Linked DNA regions of Homo sapiens: region 1 is linked to region 2. A link is an interaction called in ENCODE POLR2A ChIA-PET data of the cell type or tissue named here. Cell type or tissue: OCI-LY7. All regions are shown on one strand. Links, peaks and the distances in the headings refer to the core of each region. The heading gives the core; the rest is flanking DNA. Region 1 has its middle 10 kb from the start of GRN. Region 2 has its middle 11 kb from the start of SLC4A1.

Region 1 (5,373 bases), core at 70-5,069, 56 kb after region 2:
GTGTGATCATAGCTCACTGCAGCATTGAATCCCTGAGCTCAAGTGATCCTAGTGCTTCACCTTCTCAAGTAGCTGGGACTACAGGAGCGTGCCACCTCGCCTGGCTAATACATATATATATATATTTTTTTGAGTCAGGGTCTCTCACTCTGTTGCCCAGGCTGGAGTGCCGTGGCACAATCACAGCTCGCTGCAGCCTCGACGTCCTGGATTAAAGCGATCCTCCCACCTCAGCTCTCTCCCCCCTCCCCCCACCAGTAGCTGGGACCACAGTCACGCACCACCACGCCCAGCTAATTTTTGTTTATTTTTTATAGAGAAGGGGTGTCAGTATGTTGCCCACGATGGTCTCAAACTCCTGGGCTCATGTGATCCTCCTGCATCCACCTCCCAAAGTGTCAGGATTACACCACAGGGCCCAGCCTTAGTCATTTCACTGTAAGATGGGAATAATAATTGTACTACCTCAAAGGATTGTGTTACAGATTAAAGAGCATAATACAGAACCTGGCACAATATAAATCTCAATAAACAGTAACAGGACCTACCTTTTAAAAACACTGAAATGAAGTATGCCAGCTATCATCCTAGCAGAAGAGATTGAATTAAAGTCCCCTTATATGTATTTGAGTACAGATTTCTCTGCTAATTCAGAGAATTAGGGGACCTTGTCTCCATCCTGGGTCTCAGTTTCTTCATCTTTAAAATGGAAAACTGGGTGTGGTGGCTCACGCCTATAATCCCAGCACTTTGGGAGCCCAACGTGGGCAGATCACCTGAGGCCAGGAGTTCGAGACCAGCCTGATCAACATGGTGAAACCCCATCTCTACTAAAAATGCAAAAATTAGCTGGGCGTGGTGGTGCACACCTGTAATCCCAGCTACTTGGGAGGCTGAGGCACAAGAATCGCTTGAACCTGAGAGGCAGAGGGTGCAGTGAGCTGAAATCACACCACTGCACTCCAACCTGGGCAACAGAGCGATTCTCTGTCTCAAAAATAAATAAATAACCAAATTAAAATAAAAAATAAAATAAAATTGAAAGGATAGTACTCCTGGCCCCACTTCCTTCCTAGGGCTGCCAAGGTCTAAGCTGAGAGATGAGGGGTGTGGCAACAGTGCATGACAGGGAAAGCTGGCCTGGGGCGGGCCGCTCCTTCTCCCTTCCTGTCCTCCGTGCAGCTGACTTCTCCCTGCCCTTCTCTGGGTTCTGGAGATGACTCTGACCCAACCTCTCTGAGCTCTCTGAGTGGGGCAGCTTCCTCACCTAGGCCCTGGCCTATTGCTTCAGAGACAGGTCCCCACCGGGTTAACAAGAGGAACCCCTTTGATGTCCTAAAAAGAATTCCTCCTGTTTTTAATGTGCCAGTTTACAAGATCTCTTCACATCCATCATCCCGTTTGAACCTCACATGACTGTGTGGAGGGCAAGCGGGGGTTATTGTGTACACATTTTACAGATGAGGAAACCGAGTCTTGGAGGAGTTGAGTAATCCATTCAAGTCAGTTGGAGCAGACATCTCCTGACTCACAGGGGGCCCACCTGGAGAAAGGCCAGGGGCACTCAGGTGGGCTGGCAGGGCTGGGAGGGCTGGGAGGGAGGATCAGGGCCGTGAGCTGAGCTGGCATCGGCATCCAGTGGAGCTGGTGAGGTGGGCAAAACTCTGGGCTCTGATTGATTTGCACTCAGACACCAACACCACTGCATCCTAGCTAATGACTGGATAAGACTTTAGCATCTCATATGCCTGTGAATGGAGATCATTCTCTGGAGTGTTACAGGAACTCTGCATTTGAAACACAGGCCTGATTCTTGCCATCTCTACTCCTGCTCCCAGCTCTCACAGCCAGAGTCAACAGTGCCCGCCTGTCCTTCCACTGCCACCACCCAAACTGTCTACCTGCTGCCCTTAACAACAGATAGGATCCAACTCCTAGAGTCCCCAAGCAATTCAGGGACCACTCAGAGGTGAAACAACCCCAACCATTCTCAACCTTAGCAAAAGGAACAGGGTGGTGAAGGGTACTCCCCATGCCCATAGGGACACAGGACACTGGCCAGACCACCAAGTGGCGCCTGGCCCCCCATGGGCCTTCCTGACCCGGTAGCCACCCCTCCCAGGGGAAGGACACAGTGTTCTCAGATGTGGGCCCAGGGGCTGTGTCATGGAGGAGCTGGGAAGGGTTTAGAGGACCTGGGTTTCTGTCTTTGGTTTTTTTTTTTCTTTCCACTCTAGTAAAATCAAATTTTATATCATTGATTTTGTAAAGTTTAATTGGAAAATGAATTTCTTTGTGTTGAATAAGTGCAATTTGCTGGTCAAAATTCATTCAAACATAGGAGTGAGAGAGGAGGAAGTGACTGTTTATTGAGGAACTGTGATGTGCCAGGCACTCCACAAGATGTTTTGCTCATTCAGGCCTCCTGAGCACCCTGGGAGACAGGCATTCCAATGAGCCCATTTCACAGATGAAGGCATTTAGGGTCAAAACAATAAGCCAAAGTCACCCAGCTGGCAGGAGGCCACGCTGGAATCCAAGCTCAGCAGACAGTGAAGAGGCCCGTTTGCTCTGCTCCCAGCCTGTCTGCTAGGCTTGCAGAAAAGCACTGACTCTTGTCCTCTGGCACCTGCCACCTGCCTGTCTGGGGTGGGAAAGGCGAGAGGACAAGGGTGCTGCTTTTTGTTATAATTTGATTAAAATGCATTTGTGGCCGGGCGCGGTGGCTCATGCCTGTGATCCCAGCACTTTGGGAGGCTGAGGCAGGCGGATCGCTTGAGCTCAAGAGTTTGAGACCTGCCTGGGCAACATAGTGAAACCCTGTCTCTACCAAAAATACAAAAAAGTAGCCAGGCGTGTTGGTGTGTACCTGTGGTCCCAGCTACTTAGGAAGCTGAGGCAGGGGGATCGCTTGAACCTGGAAGGTGGAGGTTGCAGTGAGCTGAGATCGCGCCACTGCACTCCAGCCTGGGTGAGCGAGACCGTGTCTCAAAAAAAAAAAAAAAAAGTATTTGCATATGACACTTTGTTAAAACAGTGCCATGGCTCACGCTTGTAATCCCAGCATTTTAGGAGGATCACTTGAGCCCAGGAGTTCGAGACCAGCTTGGGCAATACAACCAGACCCCATCTCTACCAAAAAATAAAATAAAATTAGTCGGACACGGTGGTGTGCACCTGTAGTCCCAGCTACTCTGGGGACTTAAGTGGGAGGATCAATTGAGCTCAGGAGTTCAAGGCTGCAGTGAGCCATGATCATACCACTGTACTCCAGCTTAGGTGACAGAGTAAGACCCTGTGTCTAAAAAGCAAACAAACAAAAAACAAACAGTTATTGAGTGAAAAACAAAACAGAGAAGTGGCTTATCCACTGTCACTGGGCAAGTTCACGGCTTATGCTGGGATGGGAACATGGGTCTCCTGACTGTGGTCAGTACTTCTGTTCCCAAATACCCTGCCACAGCCTCTAGCCTGGGCACTGGGCTGTTCCTGCTTCTCCTCCCTCATTACCCCCCCATAGCCCAGTAACCCCCCACCCCTAGCTCTGGTTTCCCTTTCTGCCTAAAGGGAGACGCTCTGTCCTGATATGGAGCATTCCCCCCAGGACCCCCAGCCCTACCACTCATGAGTTGGAATAGTTCCGAAAGGACATAGCCTGTCTGCTCCTGCTATCTCTGCCTGCCGTGTGGGGAGCTGGTCCAGAATGATGGAGCCCCTGGGGAGCAAGGGGTCGTGTCCAGCTTGGGAGGGCTTCTGGAGACCTGGCCCGAGTCCCAGATCCTTCTTGAACTAGAAAAATGCCTGCTGTTTTTAGTGCATTCTCAGTTGACAAAGCATTTTCTTACCTCTAATCCCATTGGATCTTTATAATGAAGAAGGAATTCCCTGTCAATCTGCATTGTATTTTATTTAATTAATTTATTTATTGGTTTTGAGACAGAGTCTCGCTCTGTTGCCCAGGCTGGAGTGCGGTGGCATGATCTCGCCTCACTGCAACCTCCGCCTCCTGGTTCAAGCAATTCTAGTGCCTCAGCCTCTCAAGTAGCTGGGATTATAGGGGTGTGCCACCACACCTGGCTAATTTTTTTAAAAAATTTACTTATTTATTTTGAGACGGAATCTTGCTCTGTCGCCCAGACTAGAGTGCAGTGGCGTGATCTCAGCTCACTGTAACCTCCATCTCCTGGGTTCAACTGATTCTCTCACCTCAGCTTCCCGAGTAGCTGGGATTACAGGCGCCCGCCACCATGCCCGGCTAATTTTTGTATTTTTAGTAGAGATGAGGTTTCACCATGTTAGCCAGGCTGCTATCGAACTCCTGACCTCAAATGATCTGGCTGCCTCAGCCCCCCTGCATTGCATTTTAAATCTGAGAGACAGAGGCTGAGAGTGGCCTGTGTCTAGCACCAGGACAGGCTACACAGTTTGGAGGTCCAGTGCAAATGAAAATGTGGGTCTCCTTGTTCAAAAGTATTAGGACTCTGGCCAGGTGCGATGGCTCACGCCTGTAATCTCAGCACTTTGGGAGGCTGAGGCGGATGGATCACCTGAGATCAGGAGTTTGAGACCAGCCTGGCCAATGTGGTGAAAGCCCGTCTCTACTAAAAATACAAAAATTAGCTGGGCATGGTGGCAGATGCCTGTAATCTCAGCTACTCAGGAGGCTGAGGCAGGAGAAGCACTTGAACCCAGGAGGCGGAGGTTGCAGTGAACCGAGATCACGCCATTGCACTCCAGCCTGGGTGACATATAAGGTCCAGCCCTACGGGGCTTAGCAGGTGTTCTCCCCGTGTGCGGAGATGAGAGATCATAAGAAATAAAGACACAAGACAAAGAGATAAAGAGAAAACAGCTGGACCCTGGGGACCACTACCACCAAGACGCGGAGACCGGTAGTGGCCCCGAATGGCTGGGGGCACTGACATCTATTGCATACAAGACAAGGGGGGCAGGGTAAGGAGGGTGAGTCGTCCAAGCGATTGATAAGGTCAAGCAAGTCAAGTGATCATGGGATAGGGGGCCCTTCCCTTTTAGGTAGCCAAAGCAGAGAGGGAAGGCAGCATATGTCAGCGTTTTCTTCTATGCATGTATCAAAAAGATCAAAGACTTTAAGGCTTTCACTATTTCTTCTACCACTATCTACTACGAACTTCAAAGAGGAATCCAGGAGTATGGGAGGAACATGAAAGTGGACAAGGAGCGTGACCACTGAAGCACAGCACCACAGAAAGGGGTTTAGGCCTTGGGATGACTGCGGGCAGGCCTGGATAATATCCAGCCTCCCACAAGAAGCTGGCGGAGCAGAGTGTTTCCTGACTCCTCGAAGGAAAGGAGACTCCCTTTCTTGGTCTGCTAAGTAGCGGGTGCCTTCCC
Region 2 (5,373 bases), core at 96-5,095:
GGTTTCACCGTGTTGGCCAGGCTGGTCTCCAACTCCTGACCCCATGATCCACCTGCCTCGGCCTCCCAAAGTGCTGGGATTACAGGCGTGAGCCACTGCACCCAGCCTAATTTTATATTTTTAGTAGAGGTGGGGTTTCTCCATGTTGGTCAGGCTGGTCTCGAACTCCCGACCTCAGGTGTTCTGCCCACCTCGACCTCCCAAAGTGCTGGGATTACAGGCGTGAGCCACTGCACCCAGCCTGTGTCCCCTTTCTTTAAGGGTATTTCCCAGAGGTTGCTTCTGCTTACATCCCATTGGCCCAGACTCAGTTCCATGGCTACATTTAGCTTCAAGGGAGCCTAGGAAATGTAGCTTTTATTCTGGGAAGTCCTGTGTTCTATTACACTGGAAGAAGAGGAGAATGGAAATTAGAAGGCCCCTAGCAATCTCAGCCAGAATCATATCATCATATCACCTACTAAATTATCTTTTCCCTATCAGCTGATGCTTTCTTTTCTTTTCTTTTTCTTTCTTTCCTTCTTTCTTTCTTTCTTTCTTTCTTTCTTTCTTTCTTTCTTTCTTTCTTTCTTTCTTTCTTTCTTTCTTTCTTTCTTTTTTTTTTTTGAGACAGAGTCTTGTTCTGTCACCCAGGCTGGAGTGCAGTGGCACAATCTCGGCTCACTGCAACCTTCATCTCCCAGGTTCAAGTGATTCTCCTGCCTCAGCCTCCTGAGTAGCTGGGACTACAGGCAGCCCCCACCACACCTGGCTAATTTTTGTATTTTTAGTAGAGACGGGGTTTCACCATATTAGCCAGGCTGGTCTCGAACTCCTGATCTTGTGATCCACCTGCCTCGGCCTCCCAAAGTGCTAGGATTACAGGCATGAGCCACCGTGCCCGGCTGACAGTTTCTTATTTAATTATTTGTTTATTATGATCTATTGCTGCCTCTAGAACATAAGCTTCATGGGGGCAGGTCCTTTGCCATCCTTGTCTGTAGTCATGTCGCCAGTGCCTAGGCACAGAGCCTGGCAAAGGCGGGCTCTACATTTTTACTGAATGAATGATTGAACGACTCCCCACAATAATGATTTGAGAATGCATTCTCGTTCCCATCTTAACAAGTGGGGAAAATGAGACTCAGAGAAATTAAATAACTTGCCTAAGGACAGTTGGCAGTAGGGCCAAGATTTGAACCTTGCTCTCTGTGGCTCCAGCACTCTTTCAACTCTTTCCACTTCACATGCTGGCTCCCCTGATGTCTCAGCTGCACCCTGGATCAAGTTAGATGCCAGGAAACATGGCTGGGTGCGGTGGCTCATGCCTGTAATTCCCAGCACTTTGGGAGGCTGAGGCAGCAGGATTCCTTGAGCTCAGGAGTTCGAGACCAACCTGGACAACATAGGGAGACCCCCATCTCTATTAAAAAAAAAAAAAAAAGAAAAGAAAAGAAGGCAGGAGGCAATCACCTGGAATCTCTTAGTGCAATTTCCCCGGGAAATTCCACCCCAAGTTCTCACTAATATCATTCCTATAGCCTCTAATGGGATCAACATAATACCTTCCTGCAAATCAATGGGTGAGGATGTCACACAGAATCCATGAAATCAATCCTGCTGGAAGTAAGTACCGGATACTGTCTGAAACTCCAGATGAACTGATAGGTTTCTTTATTTCAGACAGAGAAGGGCCATCTAAGTCATCAGGTTTCCCTTTTTACCTTGGCTGCTAGGAAACTTCGAGTTTTAAGTAAGCACCCAGAACGCAGAGGCAGCCTCAACCTCAGGTAAAGTGCTGTAATGAACAGAATGTATGTGATTTGGAACCAGGGAGCCTAAACTTGAGTCTCAGCCAATGCTCCTGTGAGCAAGACATTCAAACTTCTCTGGACCTTAGAACCGAGGTGATAAACACGTAACTCCTCCGTCCCAGGGCTGTTAAGAGGGTTAAGTGAGCTAATGTATTGGCAAGCTCTCCAGAAATGATTTGATGCTGCATAATGGTCAGACTGTGTCACATGCAGTCACAGGGTACAGTCAGCTCACAGGGGCTGAGCTGTAGCTTCTCATGTCCCAGGAATTATTAAACAAGAGAATGAAGTGGTCAGGGAAGGCTTCAAGGAAGAGACACCTTGAAGGATGGGTGGAACCCTCTGATGGAGAAAATTTGACAGCGTCATTCCTGTACCCTGTAGTGCTGACCTCCCAGGTCACCTCTAATTCCCATCCTGGCCTGCATCTTCCCATCCTTTTAGGTACCCTCTAACCATTACTAATCCCACTGTCTAGTCTCTGTCCCCAGGGGTGAAAATCAGCCCACGGGTGGATAGAGCTGCCCTCAGATGGCTCACAAGTTTCCAGAGACCCAGGGGTTCAAAATGACCAAGTCAACCAGCAGTTACTATTCCTTTATTCGTTCAACACCTGCTCACACGGTCGGGCATGGTGGCTCATGCCTGTAATCCCAGCCCAGCACTTTGGGAGGCCCCGGCGGGTGGATTGCTTGAGCCCAGGAGTTTAAGACCAGATTGGGCAACATGGTGAAACCCCATTTCTACAAAAAAATATAAAAATTAGCCAGGTGGGGTGGTGCATGCCTGTAGTCCCAGCTACTAAGGAGGCTGAGGCAGGAGGATCGCCTGGGCCCAGGAGGTCTAGGGTGCAGTGAGCCATGATCATGCCACTGCACTCTGGCCTGGGTGACAGAGCAAGACCTTGTCTCAAAACAAAAACAAAAACACCAGCTCACACAAGGGTCATCAAAGAGTGTTTAGATGCTTGAGGGGATGGATACCCCATTCTCCATGATGTGCTTATTTCACATTGCATGCCTGTGTCAAAACACCTCATGTACCCCTTACATGTACCCCATAAATATATACAATTACTATGTACCCACAAAAATTAAAATAAAAAAAAGGAGGCTAGACGCAGTGACTCATGCCTGTAATCCCAGCATTTTTGGAGGCTAAGGCGAGTGGATCACCTGAGGTCAGGAGCTTGAGACCAGCATGGCTAACATCGCAAAATCCTGTCTCTACTAAAATACAAAAATTAGCTAGGCTCGGTGGCAGGCACCTGCAATCCCAGCTACTCGGGAGACTGAGGCAGGAGAATCGCTTAAACCTGGGAGGCAGAGGTTGCGGTGAGCCAAGGTTGCACCATTGCACTGCAGCCTGGGCGATGAGAGTGAAACTCCATCTCAAAAAAATAAAAATAAAATAAAAAATAAATAAGGAGAGTTTAGTCTTGGAAAAAGCCCCAGCCCAGGATGAGAGGCTGAAATCTGGGCTCTCCCCAACTAGCAACATCTGACCCTCAACTTCCTCATCCATACAAAAGACTTAATCACACATCACAAAGACCATCCTCAATAAGGGGTGCTGTCTTTACTGTCAGCCTGTACTCAATCTTCCTAAAACTTGAAGAAAGTAGGGTACAGAGAGGTGAAGTAAATTCCCCGAGGTCACACAGCTCATAAGCAGCAGAGCTGGATTGGGACTGGGGATTCACACACTGAAACTTGGGATGGGGGTAGGGAGGGGAAACTCTCCAGGAAATGGCTCTTCTCAGTCGGTGAGATTTTGAGGTCAAACCAGCTGGAGGGAGCCAGGCTCTGGCGGGGCAGCAGCAGACCGGAAACCACAGCCGACTAAGACTGACCTTGGCCTGTAGGGCTGGCTGGGTAGGGCGGGGACGGCCTTGGTTCCCAGCCCTGATTCACTACGTCATTGAAGTCGGTGGCTGAAGACCTCAGCTCTGTCTACTCAGGCTTAGGTGGCCGGGACGCAGGCCTGGCGTAGGGGGGCGCCTGGAAGGGCCTGCATGCAGGTGCAGAGAACCTGCAGGGCGTGAGACCCGCGTAGGGAGAGTACCTATCCTATGTCTGGGGGGAATCTATGCTGGGGAGCCCTGTGGAGGAGGACCTATGGCCGGCGGCCCCCTCTTCCTTCCCCTGACCCTGCACTCCTGGCTCCCTCCCACTTCTGACCCTTCCAGCTGTTCCATGTGGCCTCAGGATAAAGTTCAAGTTCCTCCTTCTGACCTGGCCCCTGCTGTGAACTTGCTCTCCGTCCCCAGCCTGCCCTACTGGTCCTGTCTCTGCGCACTCCCTTAGCTTCATTCACTTTAAAATTGAGCTCAGGCCTCTCTGCAGTCCAGCTTCCACTCCTTCTTCGACTTGGACCTGGCGTGGACGACTGGCCTTCCTCTCCTCTCTCCTGAAGCCCGTCGGACCTCCGCCATGCATGCCTCCCCTTCTGCTAGGTCCTGAGGACCCACCTGTGACTCAGTCACCCTCTGCTTTCAGGGCAGCAGGCACACAGTGGCTCAGAACAAAGGGTGATGGAGGCTGACTGCCTGTGGTCACTGCTGGGGAAGCTGCCTCTGCACTGCCCCAGCCCCGACCAAGGCGTGACCCTTTGAAATACCCGGAACCACAGAACAACCTCCTCTGCTGTGGGGTAAAGGTAGAGGTCGAGGGTCAGCCCCAGGCAGCATCCCAGGTGCCATCAGAGGGCCCCTGATGCTTGGAGCCAGGGTAGGGAGGCGCTGTGTCTAGAAGGGTGCACTTGGGCTCCCCTGGACAACACTGGCTGTGTGAAAGGAACCCCAGCATTAAGGAGGGGTTCCCCCACCCCTGCTATGCACTTTATTTAAAGCCAACCAAACACTGTTAAAATATGAATCACGGGCCAGTTGCAGTGGCTCACACCTGTAATCCTAGCACTTTGGGAGGCTGAGGTGGGCAGGTCACTTGAAGTCGGGAGTTCGAAACCAGCCTGGCCAACATGGTGAAACCCAGTCTTTACTAAAAATACAAAAAAATTAGCCGGGCGTGGTGGCACACACCTGTAATCCCAGCTACTCTGGAGGCTGAGGCAGGAGAATTGCTTAAACCCAGGAGGCGGAAATTACAGTGAGCTGAGATGGCACCACTGCACTCCAGCCTGGGCGGCAGAGCAAGAGTCCGTCTGAAAATAAATAAATAAATAAATAAATAAATAAATAAAAAGAATCACTGCAGCTGTGAATCCACATTAACCCAAAACAGCAGCAAGTAACTGGACCACCCATACTCCTGGCTAGGCCTGGGCTGGACAATGGAAGGGGGAGCAGGGGGGTGGGTGGAGGTAAAGGGAAAGTCTCTCTTGCATCTGTGCCCAATATGCCTGCGTGTCCTAGGGTATGTCTGTATGACAAGGCAGCGGCTGGTGTACCCAAGGGGGTGAGGATGGCATTGTGGGCGATCAGCTCCCATCTTCCCTCTGGCTTGCCCCTGTCTTTTTTCCCCTACAAATCCCCTGGTTCCTGGTGCCTCTCGATGGCTGACCCAACCTTCCTCAGGGCAGGTAGCTCCTCTTCTCAGTCCTGGCCTCCCATCCAAGCCCA

The links. ChIA-PET counts read pairs that join two places held together with the same protein. Peaks named below come from ENCODE experiments on the same cell type or tissue, not always from the same donor. Only the 100,000 strongest peaks of a DNase experiment are listed, where the experiment ranks them.
Region 1: POLR2A ChIA-PET joins it to region 2 with 10 read pairs; 7 of 35 experiments call an interaction of 5 or more read pairs at or near these places.

Annotation. Positions count from the first base shown.
Region 1 is chr17:44,332,431-44,337,803 of GRCh38, forward strand. No RefSeq gene overlaps it. Among named protein-coding and RNA genes, the nearest start is that of GRN, 10 kb to the right of the region's middle. In OCI-LY7, for the core only: a CTCF peak has its summit at 2,535; a DNase peak (open chromatin) is centred at 2,601; H3K4me3 peaks cover 639 bases; H3K27ac peaks cover 1,778 bases.
Region 2 is chr17:44,276,234-44,281,606 of GRCh38, forward strand. No RefSeq gene overlaps it. Among named protein-coding and RNA genes, the nearest start is that of SLC4A1, 11 kb to the left of the region's middle. RefSeq lists an enhancer at 3,951-4,621 and a cis regulatory region at 5,361-5,373. In OCI-LY7, for the core only: no CTCF peak of the experiment used is centred there; no DNase peak of the experiment used is centred there.